Regions from separate parts of the Homo sapiens genome. Here all the other regions are linked to region 2. Evidence: chromatin contacts called from ENCODE Hi-C or POLR2A ChIA-PET data. All regions are on one chromosome and are shown on one strand. Each heading gives the region's core, a stretch centred on a gene start or an enhancer-like site at or near the end of the contact. The rest is flanking DNA. Distances are from core to core; before and after follow the strand shown.

Evidence for each region. A loop is a pair of places that touch in the nucleus more often than their neighbours do. ChIA-PET counts read pairs that join two places held with the same protein, here RNA polymerase II (POLR2A). Pooled maps may share reads with other maps.
Region 1: a map with no recorded cell type shows a loop between it and region 2 (15-fold over the local background). The contact joins the promoter of ACAP2 here to the promoter of RNF168 in region 2. A Hi-C loop is called at or near these places in 2 of 37 single-sample maps with no recorded cell type and 9 of 50 pooled maps.
Region 3: a pooled map shows a loop between it and region 2 (8-fold over the local background). The contact joins the promoter of RPL35A here to the promoter of RNF168 in region 2. A Hi-C loop is called at or near these places in 1 of 168 maps with a recorded cell type or tissue (sciatic nerve) and 9 of 50 pooled maps. POLR2A ChIA-PET finds 5 or more read pairs at or near these places in 1 of 52 experiments (PC-9).
Region 4: a map of ascending aorta shows a loop between it and region 2 (18-fold over the local background). The contact joins the promoter of BDH1 here to the promoter of RNF168 in region 2. A Hi-C loop is called at or near these places in 1 of 168 maps with a recorded cell type or tissue (ascending aorta), 1 of 37 single-sample maps with no recorded cell type and 9 of 50 pooled maps.
Region 5: a loop to region 2 is called in a map of naive thymus-derived CD4-positive, alpha-beta T cell, with 32 times the contacts of the local background. The contact joins the promoter of RUBCN here to the promoter of RNF168 in region 2. A Hi-C loop is called at or near these places in 1 of 168 maps with a recorded cell type or tissue (naive thymus-derived CD4-positive, alpha-beta T cell), 1 of 37 single-sample maps with no recorded cell type and 7 of 50 pooled maps.

What each region holds. Positions count from the first base shown.
Region 1 is chr3:195,440,932-195,445,291 of GRCh38, reverse strand. ACAP2 (ArfGAP with coiled-coil, ankyrin repeat and PH domains 2) reads left to right here and starts at 2,272. Exons shown (of 23, transcript NM_012287.6): 1 at 2,272-2,497. The coding sequence starts at 2,445. RefSeq lists silencers at 1,908-2,407, 2,528-2,747, 2,768-2,817 and enhancers at 2,229-2,728, 3,268-3,357.
Region 2 is chr3:196,502,135-196,506,400 of GRCh38, reverse strand. It overlaps RNF168 (ring finger protein 168), which reads left to right and starts at 2,633. Exons shown (of 6, transcript NM_152617.4): 1 at 2,633-3,528. The coding sequence starts at 3,228. It overlaps LOC105374307 (a long non-coding RNA gene), which reads right to left and starts at 1,049. Exons shown (of 3, transcript XR_924897.3): 1 at 190-1,049; 2 at 1-74. RefSeq lists a silencer at 2,384-2,683 and enhancers at 3,304-3,393, 3,434-3,503, 3,155-3,838, 3,839-4,266.
Region 3 is chr3:197,948,841-197,953,385 of GRCh38, reverse strand. RPL35A (ribosomal protein L35a) reads right to left here and starts at 3,196. Exons shown (of 5, transcript NM_000996.4): 1 at 3,165-3,196; 2 at 2,408-2,450; 3 at 2,075-2,227. The coding sequence starts at 2,418. All of the region lies in intron 2 of DRC9 (dynein regulatory complex subunit 9), which reads left to right. RefSeq lists enhancers at 1,147-1,928, 2,712-3,494, 3,574-3,793.
Region 4 is chr3:197,553,093-197,557,542 of GRCh38, reverse strand. It overlaps BDH1 (3-hydroxybutyrate dehydrogenase 1), which reads left to right and starts at 1,575. Exons shown (of 8, transcript NM_203314.3): 1 at 1,575-1,762; 2 at 2,830-2,981.
Region 5 is chr3:197,734,797-197,738,877 of GRCh38, reverse strand. It overlaps RUBCN (rubicon autophagy regulator), which reads left to right and starts at 1,974. Exons shown (of 20, transcript NM_014687.4): 1 at 1,974-2,223. The coding sequence starts at 2,159. RefSeq lists a silencer at 1,711-2,260 and enhancers at 1,849-2,696, 3,627-3,676.

The DNA of each region.
Region 1 (4,360 bases), core at 1,023-3,522, 1.1 Mb after region 2:
GTAATTAGCTTAGTTATTTGCCTTTGTGGTGCCATGCAGTTGAATATTAATTTGAACCCCAAAGTGTCACTTTAGGTATCTTCTAAAAGGCTACACTGTGATTAAGTATTAAAATAATAAGTTATTGTATATGCAGATTAGCTGTCACACATCAGGAACGCAACCAAATATAGTAGAGATTGCCAACTGTCTTGGTAAATTTGACATTGAAGTTACAATGTTAGGGAAGGTTGGCCTGACCACTAATGTGCTTGAGGACCCTGAACATTTAACAGTCAATAGTCTGTTTTTAGCTATCAAGAAAAGCTGTGTGGTTTCCAGGAATACACAATTAAAAAAGAAATCAAGTTTATAAGCAAAGAATAAATGAATATAATGCTTCTATATTCTCTGAAATGCCTCAGAATTATACTGTTAATTTTCCTTTTTCCTTTTTTTTTCTTTTGATACAGTGTTTTGCTCTGTCTACCCAGGCTGGAGTGCAGTGGCACAATCATGGCTCACTGCAGTCTTGACTTCCTAGGCTTAAGTGACCCTTCCACCTCAGCCTCATGAGTAACTGGGACTATAGGCATGTGCCTGGCTAATTTTTTGTATATTTTTGTAGAGTTGTAGAGACAGGATTTCACCATGTTGCCCAGGCTGGTCTGGAACTCCTGGAGCAAGGAATCTGCTCACCTCGGCCTCCCAAAGTGCTGGGATTACAGGTGTGAGCCACCATGCCCTGTCTATACTGTTAATTTCTAAAGATGCTAAAGAGATCAAGATATCTCTTGATGGGTTACGAAAAACAGTATGTCATCACGCTATACTTAGCCAGACGGTCAGAAAGTTATATTAAGACTTTAGAAGGCTGGGTGTGTGGCTCACACCTGTAATCTCAGCATTTTGGGAGGCTGAGACAGAAGGATCACTTGAGGCCATGAGTTTGAGACCAGCCTGGGGAACGGAACGAAATTGTTTGATTGTTTTTGAGACAAACAAAAACTTCAGACAGTGAAAGTGAGAGAACTTAGACTTAAGCCCTTTGATTATAGTACTGAAGAGGCAAATGGTACAATTAAAATAGCCAACATTTACTGAATGATCGATATGTGGCACTGTGTTAACCGGACAACTTCATCAGATCTGTGTGTTATGTTCATTTTAAAGTGAGAAAGCTGGGACCTAAATCCAGGAAGTTTGCCTCCAGATTCTCACTCAGAGCCACTATGCTGTTAGAACACCCTGTATATTCATTTTTATAGATACGCCCGTGTTTTTTAGGTTGGCTTAAAAATTACTCATTACATATAAGACATCTTTGTACTTTTTACAATCAATGGCATCTTAAAATGAAGGAGTATGGTAAATACCTGCCGTGAGGATCAGATGATAAGTATCTTAAAGTGCTTCTAGAAAAAGTGTGGATTAGAGGGGCAGGTGTTGCAAGGTGAGTACGATGAGCCTGGTCTTCAGAACCCCACCATGGCAGAACAGTGAAAACCACCAGGAGCAAAGTGTCAGTGAGGGGGAATGCTTTCGGCAGTTTTGAGAGGAGTTCCTCCACACGAAGCACCCTACCTCCCATACCTGCCTAAATCTTTCTATGTCCAACCCAAACGGCAGCTCCTTCAGGAAGTGGTCTCTGGCTATATGAGAAGATGTACATGGGAGCAATTTCCAGATTATGAAGCTATGGAACAAATACATGAAAGATGGATTTTATCACTAAAGTTATCCTCGCTCCTCTTCTGGCCTCAGTTTCTCTAAACTGAAAGGAATAGGTGGCTTAGCCTATCTCTTCCTTTTATAATTTCTGCCTCTAACCTCTTCAGATTTCTGCCAATCTGCTTTGAAAAGCAAATTTCCTTCCTCAGACCTGCAGGAGACTGCTCCTCTGGGCTGGCAGCTCAGCAGGGCGGGGCTCGGGGAGCAGGAGAAGAGGCGGGGGCTCGGAGGGAAGCGCGGCCGCAGCCACGTGACTTCCTTCCCAAGGAACCTCAGCTGCCGGCCTCCCAGCAACCGGTGCGTCCCGCCTAGCGACGCCCGCGCATCCCGGTTGGCCCTCGGGGGCGGTTGTGGCAAGGAGGTGCCCACGGTCGCGCTGCTCATTGGCTCGGGTTGCCGTCGCTCAGACCCGTTGCCCGGGCGCCCGCAGGCGGTGCTGCCGGATGCCCCGCCCCTTGGCCGCCAGGTTCGTGGCTGGCTGGCCGCTGCTGTCACTCCCCGGCCGTTTCCCTGCGGCCAGCGCTCTACTTGGGGCGGGAGGAAGAGGGGCGGGACTGGGGCCTGACTAGTCGTCGCCGTCTTCGCGGCTGCTATGACCAGCGGGCGAGGCGCCCTTCGCAGCTCCGCGCAACGCTAGTCGCGGCCGTGCGCCCGCCGTAGCCGTCTGCGTCCCAGCGCGGCCGCTCCCGCGGCCCCCTCGGCTTTGCCAGCGCCGCCTGCGAGGCGGAGGCAGGATGAAGATGACTGTGGATTTCGAGGAGTGTCTGAAGGACTCGCCCCGCTTCAGGTAACCGGCACGGCCGCCCGGCGTCACCGCGGAGCTGCCTTCCCGGCGCTGGGGGCGTGAAAGCCGGGCCCGCGCACCCGGAGGAGGCCCCGCCGTCCGCTCCTTCCGACGGGGCGAGCGGCTGTTGCCGCCGTTTCCCACCCTGCGAGGGCACTGCAGTCCCCACCGAGCCCTCCCGAGGGGCGACGAAGTGGCGGGGACGGGGACGTCGCCTCTCATTTCTTTCCTTGCCCTCTGCCGGGGCGGAGCGCCCCGAAGGCCGGCGCACCCTCTCCCGCTGGGGGAAATGGGGTGCAGCCGCGCTCCCGAAGTCCCGTCCCCTTCGCGGGCGCTCGCTCTCGCCCCCTTCCTCCTCTGGCTGCTCTTCCTTCCCCCTTCCTTCCGCCCCTTCTTGGTTTCCACCCCCTCCCCACCCCCTCTTTGAGGGAGCTTTCAGGGCATCCTCTTGCAGTTCATTTAGTTCCTCTTTGCGCTTTTCTGCCCCCCTTCCCCGGGGAGGAGAGAGTAGGGGGCGAACTGGGACGCCGACTTCTGCTTCGCGGTGCCCCCGGCCAGAGCGACTCTCCGGAGGGCGCCCGCGGTGGATGCGTGCGGGAATCGCGGGGGGAAGCGCTGTGATCAACCGCATTCCGTGGACCCTAGTTGGTGACTACCTGCTTTTCTTTCCACTTAAGCTCGTTGAAGGGGGCACAGCTGTCGAGAGGTACCGGGCTGAGGGCGGAGGACTAGCAGAAAAGTGCATTTCTGTTTTGAGAACGGAAGTAGGAGGGCCGTGAAGATTGCCTGTGTGTTCCTCTTCCAGCAGCCTCTGCCCAGGAGGGCCCGGATCACAGTCGGATGCTCCCAGTGGATCTGTCACAGAGTTGACATGGGGGCACTCCGATTCACATGGGTTGCCCTTCTTTCTATGTGAGAGGCGGTCGTCCTGAGGCCGTCCAGGACACAGGTTCTTTCTGTTTTGAGGATAGTAGGAAAGTCTTGAGTTGTTTTGGACAATGGAGTTTTTCTAGGTTGCGTTTTACAGTGTATTTATTTACAGGGCTGGTCATAGTCCTTACAAATATAAGGCCTTAACACTTCCGTTAGATAGTGACATTTCTTGAAGCTTCCTCTGAGCACTGGCGTGTGTGTGCCCGCTAATGTCTGGGCCAAGCCTGGATTGTAAATTGCATCCTCTGCCTGGGAACTAACTGTTCTCATCCTTAACACTGTTAATTGGATTTCTTATTCTCCTTTCAGCGAAAAAGAAAAGAATTGTAAAACTAAGGAACTGCTACTTAGAGAAAATTTAAGAACGCTTTTTGCGTTTGCCCTTTGATGATTTTTGGGTATTAATTTTATTGGAGCCTAGGGCTATTATTTAAAAAAACCCACTTCCTTTGATAGCTGTTGTTGCGATTCATTTTTGAAACTTTTATGTTCTGCATTATTGAAGGACTCAAGAGACACAAATAGATTTCCTAGGACAGGCGTGCAGGTTGGTTTCCAGGACAGCATGGCAAGTGGAGTAATTTTTAAAGTGCACCTTAGAAAGTTCAGCTTTTTGTGAAATTTTGTTACTATGACTCAGCTATTTATTTTTAAGTGAAATAATCACAGCATTTTTCCCTTAGAAGATGTAGCTTTGAACTCCCTTTGTTTCACATTAATTTTTTTTTTTTTTTAAGTTGAGAGAAGTGATTTGGAAATACTTCTAGCTACTGGGGTTGGTCACAAACCATGTGATGTCTTTGTTTTTGAAATAAAGAAATCATTGAATATAAAATAAGAGGGCAACATACTGATTAAGTTGTAGGGAATATTATAGTGAACTTTTGTTAAACTTGATTGTAACATAAATTCTATGTTAATTAAAATATTACA
Region 2 (4,266 bases), core at 1,384-3,883:
AGAGACACAGCAGCTTTTTCAGCAGGCACACTCCCTCAGTCTTGCCTGTCTCCAGACACACTGGAGAAACCATCCTTGGAAGGAAGAAGAAAAGGGAATTTAAGTATTGTGCTCGGTCAGTCCACTGGTTTCAATTGGTGAAAGTTACTCCATGGGGAGTGACCCCCCCACCCTCCCAGCATGCATTACCGAGGCCCTAGCAGCCTCTGAGAAGTCAGCTCCTGCATTGTTCAGAAGTGGCAGGAGAAGCCAGAGATTCCGGAAATGCAACTGGTGAGCCCCAAAAAGAGCAAGTGATTATGGGTACAGAAAGCAAACAAAGTGAAGGAAATCTGAGGAAGTACATGAAATATATCCATTACACAAGACATAAGCACCTGAAGATAGAAATCAAAATACAGGAGTTCAATAGTAAAACTGCAATAAAAATCAGTATCACTGGGCAATATATGACTGGGTGAGTTTAGAAAAGGGGCATTACTGGTGGTGGGGAGTGCATTAAATTGCACATAAAAGTGCACTCTGGAAGAAGTGAATTAATTTTTTTTTTTTTCGAGACGGAGTCTTGCTCTGTCAACCCAGGCTGGAGTGCAGTGGTGCAATCTGGCCTCACTGCAACCTCTGCCTCCCGGGTTCAAGCAATTCTTCTGCCTCAGCCTCCCGACTAGCTGGGATTACAGGCACCTGCCACCATGCCCAGCTAATTTTTGTATTTTTAGTAGAGACTGAGTTTCAACATGTTGGTCAGGCTGGTCTCGAACTCCTGACCTTGTGATCCGCCCTCCTTGGCCTCCCAAAGTGCTGGGATTACAGGCATGAGCCACCGTGCCTGGCCCAACTGCATTAAATTGGTGTTTGAAGTAGGCACAGCCACAAAGCAACCCATTTAGGATGAACCGAGAAAGCAATGTCATGAAAGCAAAACGTTTGGATGACAGAGAATAAATCATAGTTGCATGTTTAAAAGAATAATGGGAGATTCGATGGGAAAAGCAGGTTGTGGACATATTAGGAAGCCTGAAGGCCAGGTGCAGTGGCTCACGCCTGTAATCCCAGCACTTTGGAAGGCCAAGGCCGGTGGATCACCTGAGGTCAGGAGTTCGAGACCAGCATGGCCAACATGGTGAAACCCCATCTCTACTAAGAATACAAAAATTTGCCAGGCGTGGTATTACAATGCACGTGGTATTACAAGGCACGCGCCTGTAATTGCAGCTACTCGGGAGGCTGAGGCATGAGAATCGCTTGAACCCAGGAGGTGGAGGTTGCAGTAAGCTGAGATCAAACCACTGCACTCCAACCTGGGCAACAGAATGAGGAGCCATCTCAAAAAAACAAACAAACGAACAAAAAACAAGCCTGAAATTCCAAGCTAAGGTACTGTTACTGTAGACAACCAGATGACAGTCCCAGGTTTCTTTTTTTTTTCTTTTTTTTGAGACAGGGTCTTGCCCTGTCACCCAGGCTGGGGTGCAGTGGTACGATCACTGTTCACTGCAGCCTTGACCTCCTGGGCTCAAGTGATCCTCCCACCTCAGCCACCAGAGTAGCTGAGAGTATAAGTGTGAGCCAGCACACCGAGTTAATTTTTTTATTTTTTGTAGAGACAGGGTCTCACTATGTTGCCCAGGCTGGACCTGAACTCCTGGGCTCCACTGATCTTCCCGCCTTGGCCTTCCAAAGTGCTGGGACTACAGGTGTGAGCTATCACAGACAATAACAGGTTTCTGAACCCACATTGAAATGAAAGTTCCCAAAGACTTCTACCAACGACCGATGTCTCCTCGTTGTTCTCAACCTGGAAACCATCCCCTACCCAGCCTGAATGCTCTCAGCAGCCTCAAAACAACTTAAAGGCTGCTTTCACGCACAGTGATTTTCTTTTCTCTTCCTTCACACTGATTGATTCCCTCAAAAAATGCAGGTCCGGAGCTGGCTATGGAGTTGCAAGCTCTAGACCCAGCTACTCCAGAGGCTGAGGCGAAAGAATCCCTGGAACCCTGGAGTTGTAGTCCAGCCTGGATAAAACAGTGAGACCCCAATTCTTTTATCTATTTATTTATTTGTATTTTTTGAGGTGGAATTTTGCTCTGTCCCCCAGGCTGGAGTGCAGTGGCACAATCTCGGCTCACTGCAGCCTCTGCCTCCCAGGTTTAGCGATTCTCCTGTCTCAGCCTCCTGAGTAGCTGGAATTGCAGGAGCTTGTCACAATGCCCAGCTAATTTTTGTATTTTTAGTAAGGACGGGGGTTTCACCATGTTGGCCAGGCTGGTCTTGAACTCCTGACCTCAGGTGATCCGCCCGCCTCGGCCTCCCGAAGTGCTGGGATTACAGGCGTGAGCCACCGCACCCGGCCTTGTTTGGCTGTTGATTTTGTTTTGAGGTTTCCCTTTTTCTACCCAGAAACCAAGAAACCAGGGGTGTCTGAGGCCTCGCAGAAATCTCAGGGAAAGGTCAGGCTCCACCCAGGCTGCACTAGGCGGGGCTGCGACGCCAGGGCGGGACCGTCTCCGGCTGGGAGGGAGGGCGGGCGGCGCGCAGACCCCGGAAGTCCCGCCCCGGGAACGTTCGCCCTTGGGCAGTTTTCTGGGTGGGAAGTGCGATTTTGGCGGGCGGTTGTGACGTTGCTAGCGCTTGTCCGGTGGCTGCTGCGCTGCCGCAACGAATAGGGTTTCTGGCTGCGTAGGAGGGACGGGGGCGCGGAGCTCTGGGAAACTGCGCCAGGCGCCCGAAAGGTGAACACGGGAGTCGCGCGTCTCCCCCGCAGCAGCGGTAAAGCGGAAGTTATGCTGCAGCCGGAGCCCGGGCTTCCTCCCGGAGCCGCGTCCCGGGGCCCGGCTGCCCCGAGCTGAGCGGAGCATCCTTTCCGGGTGAGGGGAGGAGAGGACTTGGCGCGTTCCCCTCGCTGCCCCGGGAGCCGCAGCCGCGGTGTTCATGCCGCGGAGCAGCCAGGCTCCTCCGACGAAAACCTGCATTTATTTGCTGGCGGGACGTTTGCCTTGAAAATGGACAAAGACGCCGCCCTCCGGGGTATTCCTGTTTGCCTGACCCTGAGAGCGCCTTTTTGCTTCAAGACGTGTTGGATGCTCCTGTTCTCCGAATTCTGATACGCTTCTGGGCATAATACTGAAACACAAAACTGCTTTTGCTCTCTCTGTGGTTGGCCGAAAATAGGATTCTTTTTCGTGCAGGTGTCGTTGTTTAGTCGGCTTTACTAACATATTGAAATGGCTCTACCCAAAGACGCCATCCCCTCGCTGTCCGAGTGCCAGTGCGGGATCTGCATGGAAATCCTCGTGGAGCCCGTCACCCTCCCGTGTAACCACACGCTGTGTAAACCGTGCTTCCAGTCGACCGTCGAAAAGGCGAGTTTATGCTGTCCCTTCTGTCGCCGCCGGGTATCGTCGTGGACTCGGTACCATACCCGAAGAAATTCTCTCGTCAACGTGGAACTGTGGACGATAATTCAAAAACACTATCCCAGGGAGTGCAAGCTTAGAGCGTCTGGCCAAGAATCAGAGGAAGTGGGTGAGTAAACCATGGCGTGTTTGTTGGCCAAAAGCCGCAAGTCTTTGAAAAGGTGAATCATCACTTTTCCATTTAAAAAGTAAAAACAAACCAAAAAACCCGACTAGTATTTGTCTAAATAGTTCTCAGAGGTTAGGGGGTTTATGGGTCCCCAAATGTCGATGGATTATAAAGTCAAGGGCAAGATTTTGTCCATTGTCAAAATGCCCGCGCTGTGTTCGATGGGTGTTTGTTGTGTTAAAAATTAAAGAATTGCCCGTCTGGAGCCTTCTTTTTTTTTTTTTTGAGACAGGATCTCGCTCCGTCCTCCAGGCTGGAGTGCAGTGGCGCGATCTCGGCTCCCTGCAACCTCCGCCTCCCGGTTTCAAGCGATTCTCCTGCCTCAGCCTCCCGAGTAGCTGGGGTTACACGCGTGCACCATCACGCCCGGGGAATTTTTCTGTTTTTTAGTAGAGACGGGATTTCACCATGTTGGCCAGGCTGATCTCAAACTCCTGACCTCAAGGGATCCGCCCGCCTCGGCCTGCCAAAATGCTGGGATTACAGGCTTGAGCCACCGCGCCCGGCCTCTGATTTACTTATCTATACATCTCCATTCATTTAATTCTTGATTCTCCTAATCATGCGACGAGGCTAAAGTCGCTTTTTTATCACTCAACCCTGCACCCGGTAGACTCAGGAGCCCCAAACTGAACCCTTGACTCTTTCCTCCACTAATGTGAGCAATAAGCCGGGCGG
Region 3 (4,545 bases), core at 1,947-4,446, 1.4 Mb before region 2:
TTTCCTTTAAAGACCACGGGGTTGTCTTGTCACCCAGGCTGCAGTACAGTGGCCCAATCATAGCTCACTGCAGCCTCTATCTCCTGGCATCAAGCAATCCTCCCACCTAGGGCTCTCAAATGCTGGGGCTACAAGTGTGAGCCACTGCACCTGACTTAAAATTTTAAAGGAACACATTGGCTGTAGAAGAAAAGGTGGGGCAATGATTAAAACACTTTCCCAGAGATTTTAATTGGCTTGGAGTGGGTGAAGACAATAGGATTTGCTCTTGTTGTCCAGGCTAAGGTGCAATGGCACGATGGCTCACGCCTGTAATCCCAGCACTTTGGGAGGCTGGGGCGGGTGGATCACGAGGTCAGGAGTTCGAGACCAGCCTGGCCAACATGGTGAAACCCTGTCTCTACTAAAAATACAAAAGTTAGCCGGGTGTGGTGGTGCGCGCCTGTAATCCCAGCTACTGGGGAAGCTGAGGTTGCAGTGAGCTGAGATCACACCACTGCACTCCAGCCTGGGCAACAGAGCAACACTTTGTCTCAAAAAAAAAAAAAAGTCTACAGCATAAACATCTTTAGGCATGCATAAAAACTAATTTTGGCCTGGTGCAGTGACTTGCGCTATAATCCCAGCACTCTGGGAGGCCGAGGCAGGTGGATTACTTGAGGTCAGGAGTTCAAGACCAGAGTGACCAACACTGTGAAACCCCGTTTCTACTAAAAACATAAAATTAGCTGGGTGTGGTGGCACACGCCTGTAATCCCACCTCACTCGGAGGCTGAGGCAGGATAATCGCTTGAACCCGGGAAGCAGAGATTACAGTGAGCTGAGATTGTGCCATTGCACTTTAGCCTGGATAACAAGAGCAAAACTCTGTCTCAAAAAAGAAAGAAAAAAAGAAAAGAAAGAAAAGAAAAAACAAGGGGCGGGGCACCGTGGCTCCTGCCTGTAATCCCAGCACTTTGGGAGGCTGAGGTGGGTGGATCACAAGTTCAGGAGTTTAAGACCAGCCTGGCCAAAATGGTGAAACCCCATCTCTACTAAATATACAAAAATTAGACAGGCATGGTGGCGGCCGCCTGTAATCCCAGCTACTCAGGAGGCTAAGGCAGGAGAATCCCTTGAACCCGGGAGGCGGAGGTTGCGGTGAGCCGATATTGTGCTACTGCACTCCAGCCTAGGTGACAGTGAGACTCCGTCTCCAAAAAAAAAAAAAAAAAAAAAAAAAACCCATAATTTTAAGGCATTAACAAAATGCATTAAGCACAAGTGTTCTAAAAATCCTTAAATTCTGGCAAAAGGAGCCGAGAAAAAAAATTAGAAACCTTAAAAGGATCACAATATAAGGAATTACCTCCTTTATTGCTTACAAGTGCAAAAGGTACCTAAATCCAACACCACCCTCAGAAGTAACGTCCTTCTAAAACTCCCCATTAAGTTCCTTAATGACGCAAAATAGAAGCCACAGCAATACCAATCCAGCCTGGCCAACATGGGGAAACCCATTCTCTAGTAAAAATACAAAAATTAGCCGGGCGTGGTGGCACACCCCTGTAAGCCCAGCTACTCAGGAGGCTGAGGCAGGAGAATCGCTTGAGCCAGGAGGCAGAGGCTGCAGCGAGCCAAGATCGCGCTACTGCCCTCCAACCTGGGCAACAGAGACTCTTGTCACAAAAACAAAAAAACAATACCAAGTACTTCAGCTAAATCTTTTGTTTATTATTTCAATAGGATAATGAGGCCAGGCGCGGTGGCTCAAGCCTGTAATCTCAGCACTTTGGGAGGCCGAGGTGGGCGGATCACCTAAGGTCAGGAGTTTGGGACCAGCCTGGCCAACATGGCAATACCCTGTCTCTACTAATAATACAAAAACTAGCCGGGCGTGGTGGCCGGCGCCTGTAATCCCAGCTACTCGGGAGGCTGAGACAGGACACTTGCTTGAACCCGGGAGGCGGAGGTTTCGGTGAGGGAGACCAAGTCACTGCATTCCAGCCTCGGCAACAGAGCAAGACTCCGTTATATAAAAAAGAAAATGAGGCAGATCTCAAAAACCCAAAACCTACCAGTGTCATAAACTTACTTCTTTGCTTTATATACATAAGCGCATCTCTTGCCCAAATAGAATTCTGTTTCATCTCGGGCGTAAACACCTTCAATTTTAAGAAGAGCTGTGTGCTCCCTTTGGTTCCGGAGACCCCGCTTATAGCCAGCAAAAATGGCCTTGGACCACAGCCTAAGACACAAAAGATACACAACATGAAACATAAGCTTCAAAAAACCAATCTGACTTGTAATCACCCCCACCCAAAAGTTACTCAGAGCAAACATCTAAGTTTTTTCTTGCCAATTTTAAGCTCGCATTTACGTTCACGTCTAACACACAAAAATAAAGAACTATATTTAAAACGCGTACCTTCCAGACATAGTTCCTTTTAGAAGTCCCGTTCCCAGCAGGCCTTAAAACAAACAAAAAGATTAGTTTAAAACCAAGCCACACAAGTTTCCCACCTCGTCCCCTCTCGTTTAAGCCCCTAAAGCAAATTCCTTTTGGATGGGAGTTTCATGTAGGAGTTCGGGGACAACAATGCCAGAACATCCATATGAAACGCAGGGTCCGGCAAGACATTCAAACCTCAGAGAACAGCTGGTATCTAAGCAAACTTCAGAATGAAGACAAAACTAAGGGACAGGAGTCACAAAAATGACTCTCAGAAAAGCCTGAGAAAATGCATGCCGTTATCAGTAGGCAACACTCAGGAAAAGAAATGAAGCCTTAAAGAGAAACACACACGTAAGACTTTTATGCAATGGCTGGGGGAGAAAAGCTGAGGAAAGAGACTGGTCAGACAAGCCAAGGAAGGTATGGACTGGGAGGAAACGGATGAAGGAAGCACTGCCTCATGGACAACTGCACACGAACAAAAACATCGTTTCACTCCGTTCAGGCCCAGGAATTTAACTGGGATAACCCGGGCAGCCGTTCTCCGGGTGTCAGGGGACCAAACACCATCAGCCCAACATCTCCTCCATCCTGTTCTCCCTCTTCTTGAAACCCGTAGAAATCAATGGCTGGCAGAGACTCCGATACGCACCGGCGACTCGCCAAGGCACAGGAACAAACCTACTCCGGTTATTTGCCCCCAAATTTCAGCAGCAGACCCTTCACTCACCTCCACAGGAGCCAAGATGGCGGTAAGAGAAGGACGAGGCCCCGCCGCGTGGCCTTGTGGGATTAAACATCTTTCGACTCCGCCCTCAATTTAGGCATCTTCTCCAAACGCCAGAAAAACAATCCTCGGAAATCGGCTTCGCACTGAAATAAGCCACATTCAATAGCACTCTTACAATTATTTTCCTAAGTCCTTTCATCTTGGTAGGCTGCAAAATGTACTACTTGGGAACAAGGGAAGGCAAAATGGTAGCCAGCTAAATCCGCCAAAGCTGTGCGTTGCCATAGAAACAACTTAGTTTACTTCCTGCGTCCCCGGACGCCGTAGGTGGAAAGGCGAACCCTGAGTGGAGGATGTTCCCGCTGCCTAAAGAATGATTGACTGTAAGATTGATTTGCCAACAGTGGGGTGCTTTTCTCTCGATACACACAGCAATAGACAGAACGGAAATTCTGGGATCCTAATCTAGCATGGAAGAGAAAGGCCGGGAGCACGAAGGCAGCAGGACCTCTTCCTTCTCTTTTTTCTTTTTCTATACTTCTTTTCTCCCCTCTACTTATTTATCTCTTTCAAGAAATGAGACTGGGCACAGTGGCTCACGCCTGTAAACCCAGCTCTTTGGGAAGCCGAGGCGGGAGGATCGCTTGAGGCCAGGAGTTCGAGACCAGCCTGGGCAACATAGTGAGACCACCTCCCCCAACCTCTACAAAAGAAAAAAAAAATGAATGAAATGACTTAAGTTCTTACCTCCATTCTTCTTTTTGGATCCGAGGTATGAGGAGGACTGCCTGCAGGAGGCTTTATCGCCCTTTTAGGAGAACTCGTTTAGCTGCCTCGTGTCCGCACCTAGTAGGTCCTCCGTAGATACTTGTAGAGGTGGATTAGTGGACGCCAGAGATTCACATTTCCGAATTATTGCATATTTATTTGGGTTATCCTATGGATTCATTCATTTATTTAACACATAGTTTAATGAATGACTACCCTGTACCAAGGTTTGTGTAAGATGACACGGCAGTAAACAAATCTATGCCCTCGTGGAGCTTATATCCTACGAGGCGGAGCAACACAATGAGCAAGTAAAAATAGATGACACGTTAGAAGATGATAATTTCTGTGAAGAAAATTAAGCAGAGAGGCCACTGTAAAAGAGGCTTTCCCCACTTTGAGATGGGAAGTATGTAAAAGAGGCTTCCCCTGCTTTGAGATGGGAACTATTTAAGGGTCCTGAACAGAAGGGTGACTCTATCTGACTTCTATATTGACAAAGTCACTGTGTTGAAAGTGAAGGGAGGCAAGGGTATCAGCAGGAAGATAATTATAGGTTCCTGTAGTGACTATGATGAGAGGTGATGGTGTGTAAACAGAGGATATTGAGTAC
Region 4 (4,450 bases), core at 326-2,825, 1.1 Mb before region 2:
AAACTCCTGGCCTAAAGTGATCCACCCGCCTCAGCCTCCTACAGTGCTGGGATTATAGGCGTGAGCCACCGCACCCGGTCTACAGTTTTCTTTAAATCTTCATCATGCCAGTACTTCCCTCCTCCTGTTTTCATCTTCCTGTATTTGCAAGTTTCATTCATTCTCTTCATTCTATTCATTCCTTCTCTGTACTTTACCTAAACATAGTTGTGAACCCCCAAAATCTGAGCCAGATCAATTTAGGAAGTTTATTTTCCCAAAGTTAAGAATGCACGCAAGTGAAATGGCCTCAGGAAGTCCTGACATGTGCCTAAGGTGGTTGGGACACAGCTCGGTTTTATACATTTTAGGGAGACATGAGACATCAATCAACATATGTAAGATGAACATTGGCTCAGTCTGGAAAGGTGGGACAACTCGAAGCAAGGAGGGAGCCCCCAGGTTATAGGTAGATGAGAGACAAATGGTCGCATTCTTTCGAGTTTCTGATGAGCCTCTCCAAAGGGGGAATCAGATATGCATTTATCTCAGTGAGCAGGGGGTGATTTTGAGTAGAATGGGGGCAGGTTGGCCCTAAGCCGTTCCCAGCTTGACTTTCCCCTTTAGCCTAGTGATTTGGGGGCCCCAAGGTTTATTTTCCTTTCGCGTAGCTTCGCCACTAATGTGTCCTGGTGTCTTCTCTCCTCAGCCTGTTTCTCATCCTGGAAACTGAGGTGTGCTGGCGCAGGGCGATAGCGCAGTGGGGTGGGGTTGGGAGGAAACCCTTATCTGTGGCCGATGGCCCTCCGTTGTTCTATTATTAAAACTCTGGGAAACTGCTATTCTTAATTTATTTTTAAAGACCCTGAGAAGCAAATCTTTAATTTTTTTGTTTTTGTGAGACGGAGCACTCTGTCGCCCAGGCTAGAGTGCAATGGTGCAATCTCGGCTCACTGGAACCTCCGCCTCCTGGGTTCAAGCGATTCTCCTGCCTCAGCCTCCCGAGTAGCTGGGATTACAGGCGTGCGCCACCGCGCCCTGCTAACTTTTGTATTTTTAGTAGAGACTGGTTTTCACCATGTTGGCCAGGCTGGTCTCGAACTCCTGACCCCAAGTGATCCACCTGCCTCAGCCTCCCAAAGTGCTGGAATTACAGGCGTGAGCCACCGCCCCCGGCCTTTAAATAAATTCATCTGATCAAAAGAAATTTAAAAACCAACCAACCCTAATGAGCTCTAAAGACAGCAACACGCACAGGACCTGGAAAGAGCCTCTTCCTCACCGGAGTTTTCCTCACTTCAAGGAGCGGCGCCTTCACCCTCCGGCCTCAGCCCGCGAGGCTGCAACCCTTTCCGCACCTGGCTCCATCTCCCTGGCCCTCGCCCCCGCCCAGCGGTCGGGGAGCGAGAAGGCGGCGGGGGATCTGGCGCCCGGCTTAGGGGCGAGACGGCCGCACCGGGAGCCTAGCGATCAGGGCACCTTGGGCGGGAGGAGCGCCAGCCGGGCACCCAGCGCGGAGGAGGCGGCTCGGCGGCCCCCCGACAGCCACGCCGCCGTGAGCCCCGCCCAGCGTAGCCCCAGCGCGCGCTTCGCGTGTAGAAGCGTCCGGGTGGCGGAGGCCGCAGGCCGCAGGAGTGCTGGTGGAGGGGCTTCCAGAAAGACCCTGCGGCAGCGCCCCCCCTCGGCTCTCCCCGCAGGAGAGCGGGCACCTGCGCGGCGCCGGGTGAAGGCGAGAGCCTCGGCGAGCCCTCTGCAGCGGAGCCCCCTGCCCATTTGGTTTTGGGTAAGAGGAGGGGTCCGCGTCTCTGCAGCTCGGGCGGGATTCCCTGGCGCCCTCTACTCGGTTTGGTTCGGCCTCACGTGTTCCTTTAGCTCCGAAGCCGGGATACGGGTGGGGAAGGGGGGCTCGCGCCCTACAGGCCGAGCCCTGCGGCCGCAGCGGGGTAAGGGTAGGATGGCCGATCGCGCCCAGACCCCAGGGAGTCTCCCTCTCGGCTTTTCTGCCGGCGTCTCCAGCAGCATGATCTGGCATTTATTATTCGGAATAATGTGCCAGGCAGGAGGAGGCCCTGGGTTAAACACGCGGCCCTGCAGCTCCCAGGTGAAACGACTCATCGTTTCCTGCCGGCGCATCTTACTGAAGGGGACCCAGGCCCCACGAAGGGAAGGAACCGTCCTCAAGGTCACGTCGTAGTCAAAGGCCGAGCCCAGACCGAAGCCAGGTGTCCTGCCTTCTAGCCCCGGGCTCTAGGCCCTGTCCCCTTCCCGACCGAATCTCCCAGTCCCGTCCGCGTCCCTCCTCCTCCTCCTCCTCCGGGGTCCTCCGCAAGGCTCTGTTCCCGGGGTTTGGGGAGTCCTCCCTCCGCGCCACAGCGCCCTGGGGAAGAATGCTGGACAGCAGGCAGGCCACAGGGCCGGGGAAGGAGGAGGAGCCGCGGGGACAGGCTGGGGATGCCAGAGTGGTGGTGGGCCCGGGACTGGCCAGGGTGGGAGTCCAGGCGGCGCACCCGCGCGAGGACAAGGGGGCTTTGGCTGGGCGGTGCTGTCTCAACCAATGGGAAGCGTGGCTCTGGCCGAGCCCCCCTCTCTCCCCGCCCTCCGGCCGGCCGTTGGGGAGCGCTGCTCTGGGATTGGCTGCGCCGCCGTCTCGGGCGTTCTCGCGCTCTGCTTACGTGCTGACGCGCGCCTGATAGATACCCTGTGGGTTTGAGCGCTCCGGTCGGTCCCTAGCGGCCCAGGCGCCTTGGGCGTGCGTCCTGCGCGCGGCCGCCTCCAGGCTGCGCCCTTCTGGGGAAGTGTTTGGTGCTGCGCGCGGCGTCGAACTCCGCGTTTTTTTTTTTTCTTTTCCAGCCAGTCAGCCTGGAAATCTGCCTGTAGTCAGCTGATGCAGAGTCACCCTGCAGTTCCTACTTTGAGGGGTTGCAGAAGCACATATTTCACTATGGAGGGCCGCCTGCAGGCCTCGCGCTGACAGGATCTTTTGTGACGCTGCAAATGTCCTGGTCAGTGTCCTTCTTTCTACAAGAGGCGTTGGAGCCGGGCTCTGCATAGGGCGTATATATCCCTGGCCGCCAAGGAAGCTGACCCTTGAAATTTGTGAAGCTTTCATATTCACTCAATACACATTTACAGAGCCTCTACTTCCTGTCAGGCGTCACACAATAAATATTCGGAGGAGCAAGAAGAGAGTGATTCAACATTTGGGTCTTGTCTGTAGGGTGCTCACAGTCCGGGTGGGGATTGGTGGTAGGATGGGGGCTTGTGAATGTTTATAAACAGAAATCCCTCGAATACGACCCTGGCTAGGTAGGTGCAGTTACAGAGGCACAGAAGGGAGGAGATTGGGCGAAAGATTTTTGAATTAGGGGATTAGAAAAGGCTGCTCGGGAGAGTTATCTGAACCAGCTAGGACTTGGTCAGATGCAGTCAGTTTGGTATAGGATGAGCAAGGCTCGAAAATTGGAAAGTACAGGGCTTGTTGAGGGATGGTGTAGCAAACGGTTGAATGAGTAGAGGAGAAAAGTATAGTTGGAGATACGGTTTGGAGGAGCCAGGTGAGGACTCGGGGGCTCAGCTTGTGTCCTCGGGTTTGAAATGCAGTAAGCACTTGTGAATAGAAAGGCTGCTTAATCATTTGCACTACTGTCATTTGTTACACCTAGACCAAACATCTTGGAAATGGCTTTGATTCTTCCTTCTTTCATATCCTACACTCAATCTGTTGGTAAATGGTAGCGGACTCTACCTTCAATATAAAGCCAGACTTACCAATTCTAATCAGTTCCATGGTTTTCACCAAGGCTGGTGTACATTTCTAAGGAACACGTTTTCACATCTCACTGCAGTGGTGCAATATACAACCCTCATGACTGCACATGGTGGCCCTGGATTACTGCCACAGATCCTAATGGGTCTCCCTGCTTCTGCTCTAGTCCATCCTCAACTTATTAACCCAGTGAGAGTTACCTTTTTAAAAATGTAAGTCTGATAATGGCACTCCTCTTCTTAAAACTCTTCTTTTTTTTTTTTTTTTTTTGAGACAGAGTCTTGCTCTGTTGCCAGGCTGGAGTGCAGTGGCGTGATCTCGGCTCACTGCAATCTCCACCTCCTGGGTTCAAGTAATTCTCCTGCCTCAGCCTCCCAAGTAGCTGGGACTACAGGCGCGAGCGACCACACCCAGCTAATTTTTGTATTTTTAGTAGAGACGGGGTTTCACCATGTTGGCCAGGATGGTCTCGATCTCTTGACCTCGTGATCTGCCCACCTCGGCCTCCCAAAGTGCTGGGATTACAGGCGTGAGCCACCACACCCAGCCAAAACTCTCTTAATTCATTTAATTATGTACCAGCCAGGCGTGGTGGCACACACCTGTAATCTCAGCACTTTGGGAGGCCGAGGTGGGCAGATCATTTGAGGTTAGGAGTTTGAGACCAGCCGGGCCAACATGGTGAAACTCCGTCTCTACTAAAAA
Region 5 (4,081 bases), core at 725-3,224, 1.2 Mb before region 2:
TCATGCCTGTAATCCCAATACTTTTTGGGTGACTGAGGCAGGAGGACTGCTTGAGCCCAGGAATTTGAGACCAGCTTAGGCAGCACAGTGAGACCCTGTCTCTACCAAAAATTAAAAAAAAAAAAACAAATTAGCTGGGCATAGTGGCACTGCCTGTGGTCCCAGCTACTTGGGAAGCTGAGGTGAGAGGATCCGCTTGAGGAGGTTGAGGCTGCAGTGAACTGTGGCAGCGCTACTGCACCCCAGCCTGGGTGACAGAGCAAGACTGCGTCTCCAAAAGAGAAGAAAGTCACAGAAGGAAGAGAAATCCCAATGAGTAATATTGCCCCTTTCTTAAAGAAGTATAATCGTTTAGTAGGAAAATGAGAAAGTTTGAAAGAGAGTATTTTTTTAACCTAAATGAAATCATAAATGGCTTCAAGAGGCTCTTTCATTTCATTTTTAATTGCCAAAACACTTTTGTCAAGTTTGAAAATACCTAAAAGCCATATATTATTTTAATATAGAGTCATTAGTTTTTCACGGAGTTATTCTTGATCGCTCTTTCTCCCTCACTTGCCACAGTCAGTCCTTTATAGAGTAGTGCTGATTCTGTTGCCTTCACATTGCTGTAATCTGAGCCTCCTTGTTCTCTTCAACCGCTGCTGTAGTTTAAGCCTGGGTTTGCAAACTAGCAACTCAAGGGCCACCTTCAGCCTACAGACAAGCTGTGTTTGGCCTGTGCAAAGTTGAAAGTTTAAAAAATTTGTTGCCAACGTTTAAAAATTTGGAAGTAGTGCTTAAAAATGCAGATCCTAGCTTCTTTTAAAAAATCAAAATATCATAGCTAGGTGTGGTGGCTCGCACCTGTAGTCCCAGCTATTCAGGAGGCTGAGGAAGGAGGACTGCTTGAGCCCAGGAGTTCCAGGCTGCAGGGAGCTATGATTGCGCCACTGCACCCCAGCCTGGGCGACAGAGAGAGACCCCGTCTTTGAAAAAGAAAAAAGAGAAACCAGAGTATCTGGCAACCCTAGGCCCACGTTTCTTTCAACTGGTTCGCTTCACTTCTTAGCATTACTTGGTTATCCCCCATAAGGATGACCAGTCTCCTATCTAGCCTTCCACCGTTACCTCAATATAGTATTATATCTGCCCCATCTCCTGTCCACATTGTCAAAAGTGGCTTTCTCATCAGATTCGATCAAATCACTTCTTGATTTGCATATGCTTGATTTGCTGATTGTTTTCAGGATAAAATCCAAACTCCTTAAAATGGCATTTCATGATCTGGTTTCCCCACACCAGAATGCCCACACCATGCTGCTGCTCACTCCTTCCCAGCTCTGGCTACCCAGCACCTGCAGTTCCCAAGCCAGCACTTCCTTCCTTGTATCTGCCGTGTTGCTCTCTCCACCTTCTCTTCTTTCTCCTGGCTAACCCGTACTCAGCCTTGAAAACTCTGCGTTGACATCCATCTTCCGAGAGCCCCCAGAAGCCTTTCTCTCCTGCTCTTTTATGATCCCAAAGCAACCTGTGCTCTTGTTTGTGAGCGCTTCATTTAAATGCTCGAGGTCTCCAAACACCACCAGCGGACATTAAGCCAGGGCGGGCTGAGTGGGGTTAATCGTACCGGGATTAGATTAGCGTTATTGCCTAGTCTACATCTCGGACTGAGTTCGGTCCCCAGCGTGTAATGTCACGGGGGTGAATAAGGATACGCCCCGGCACGGATTCCTGAGACCAAGGTCCCCCGCCGCTTGCAAGCCGGCCCAGCCAACCACCGGGTGCGTAGTAATCCACGAGCGCGGCCTGGGATTGGAGGGCGCGGCCTGCGGGAGCGGCCTGGGATTGGAGGGCGCGGCTTGCGGGAGCGGCCTGCCGTTGGAGGGGCGCGGTCTGCGAGCGCGGCCTGGGATTGGAGGACGCGTCCTGCGGGAGCGGCCTAGCCTCGGAGTGCTCGCCGGGGGCTGTAGTCCCCGGAGCCGGAAGTGGGGGTGGCCGGGATAGAAGCCGCAGCCCAGGCGGCGGTCCCTCCCGCTGTCGCCGCCCGGGTGTAGCGCATCACCCGGAGCCCACCGGCCGCAGGTGCCTCCTCCGGCCCCAGGGGGCCCCGGGAGCCCTGAAGGGCGAAGCGGCAGGGACGCCTCTCTTGGGCGAAGAGGCGGCCTCACCGCCCCGGATGCGGCCGGAGGGCGCGGGAATGGAGCTCGGAGGCGGCGAGGAGCGCCTGCCTGAGGAGAGCAGGTGGGCTGGGAGCCGCCGCGGAGTCGGGGCAGCGACAGGCGCCGGAGCCCCGGGAGGCTTGGGAGGGCGCGGGGTCACGGAGAGAAGGGCCGGGCGCGACGAGTCTTGAGGACGACGGCTGCGGAGGACTTGTTTGGGAAGCATTTCGCAGAGGAAGGACGGGCGGGGCGGGGATGGGACGAAGGAACCGGCTTAGGGTGAGGAGGGTGGGTGGGATTTGCGGAGGGCAAGGGCAGCAGAGGAGGGTGAAGCTCAGATCCAAGACTGCTGGAGAGGAGGTGGCAGCTGAGAGACTGGGCGAAGAGGCCAGAGGGGTGCAGTGAGGTTTTACAGGCCAGAGTCTATAGACAGGGGCAGGGCACCACCCGGACTGAAACTTGCCGTGACAGCAAGTGGGGCCAACGCGAAGAGGATGTGAGAATTCCTGGGAGCAGAGGTGAAGCGTTATGAGTGGCCTCGGAAGAAGCTTAGGCAGAGATGAGCATGGGGATGAAGGCGAGGAGAGCCTGGGGAGAAAGTGAGCGAGTGTCATGGCAGTGCGGTGGGGCGGGGACTGCTAATGAGACCAGAAACTCTGCACTTTGTCATTGCCGAATCCCTGTCAGAGAGTGGCAGGACCTCTGTGCCATTTCCTTTTCGTCTTCAAACCTGTCCCTTTTTCCTCACAATGCAAACTAAGCAAGTTCACATTTATTTATATGGAACCATGTCAGAAAGCTCATATCTTCTAGAAATTGGGGGATTTAAAATATAAAAACTACTTTGGACCGGGTGCGGTGCCTCACACCTGTAATTCCAGCACCTTGGGGGAGGCTGAGGCGGGTCGCTTGAGTCCAGGAGTTTGAGACCAGCCTGGGTAACCTAGGGAGATCCCCGTCTCTACAAAAATACAAAAATTAGCTCGGCGTGGTGGTGCTCACCTGTGGTGCCAGCTACTCGGGAGGCTGAGGCGAGAGGATCACTTGAGTCCAATAAGTCGAGGCTGCATTGAGCCGAGATCGCACCACTACACTCCAGCCTGGGTGACAGAGGAAGACCCTGTCTTCAAAAAACAAAAAGCCAAAGAAACCCCGAACTACTTTGACTAAATGATGAATCGGAGTCTGTAGAGATGCCTTCCATATTTAGGGTTTGCTTCATTAATAACTCTGGTCTTAATCTTTTTTAAAGAGGCTGGAATGCTGACAGGCGAGAGCAGGAATGTGGCTTAAGGGAGTCATACTTGACATTTATTATTTTATTTTTATTTTATTTTTTGAGACACAGCCTCACCCTGTCCCCCAGGCTGAGCGCAGTGCCGTGAACACGGCTCACTGCAGCCTCCAACTCTTGGGCTCAAGCGATTATACTAGCTCAGCTTCCCAAGTAGCTGGGGATATAGGTGCCAGCTACCACATCTGGCTACTTTAAAAAACTTTTTTGTAGAGACAGGGTCTCACCATATTGCCCAGGCTGGTCTCTAACTCCTGGGCTCAAGCAATTCTCCCCCGCCACGTCGGCCTCCCAAAGTGCTGGAATTAACAGGTGTGAGCCACCAGGCCTGACCTCACTTGACATTTAGAAACAGTTTCAGATATAATGATGGTCTCAGGAGCAGCTGGGATCCAAAAACTAGAAGCAGAATATTTACCTCTGAGAAAATATCAACAAGGGAAGATTTATGAGATGTTCCTGGGTGAAGACTTGCTATTTTTAAGGGTGACTCTACTTTTATGTGCAAAGTGGCCTGTTGAACAAAACCTGGACTGACAGGACTTTGGGGCTCCTGCCTGAGATCTGAGAATGATTTGTGCTAAGTGAAACTGAACATCTTACTTCCCTTTTCCATGTTTCAGTTTCTGCTTTGCCTATTTGACTA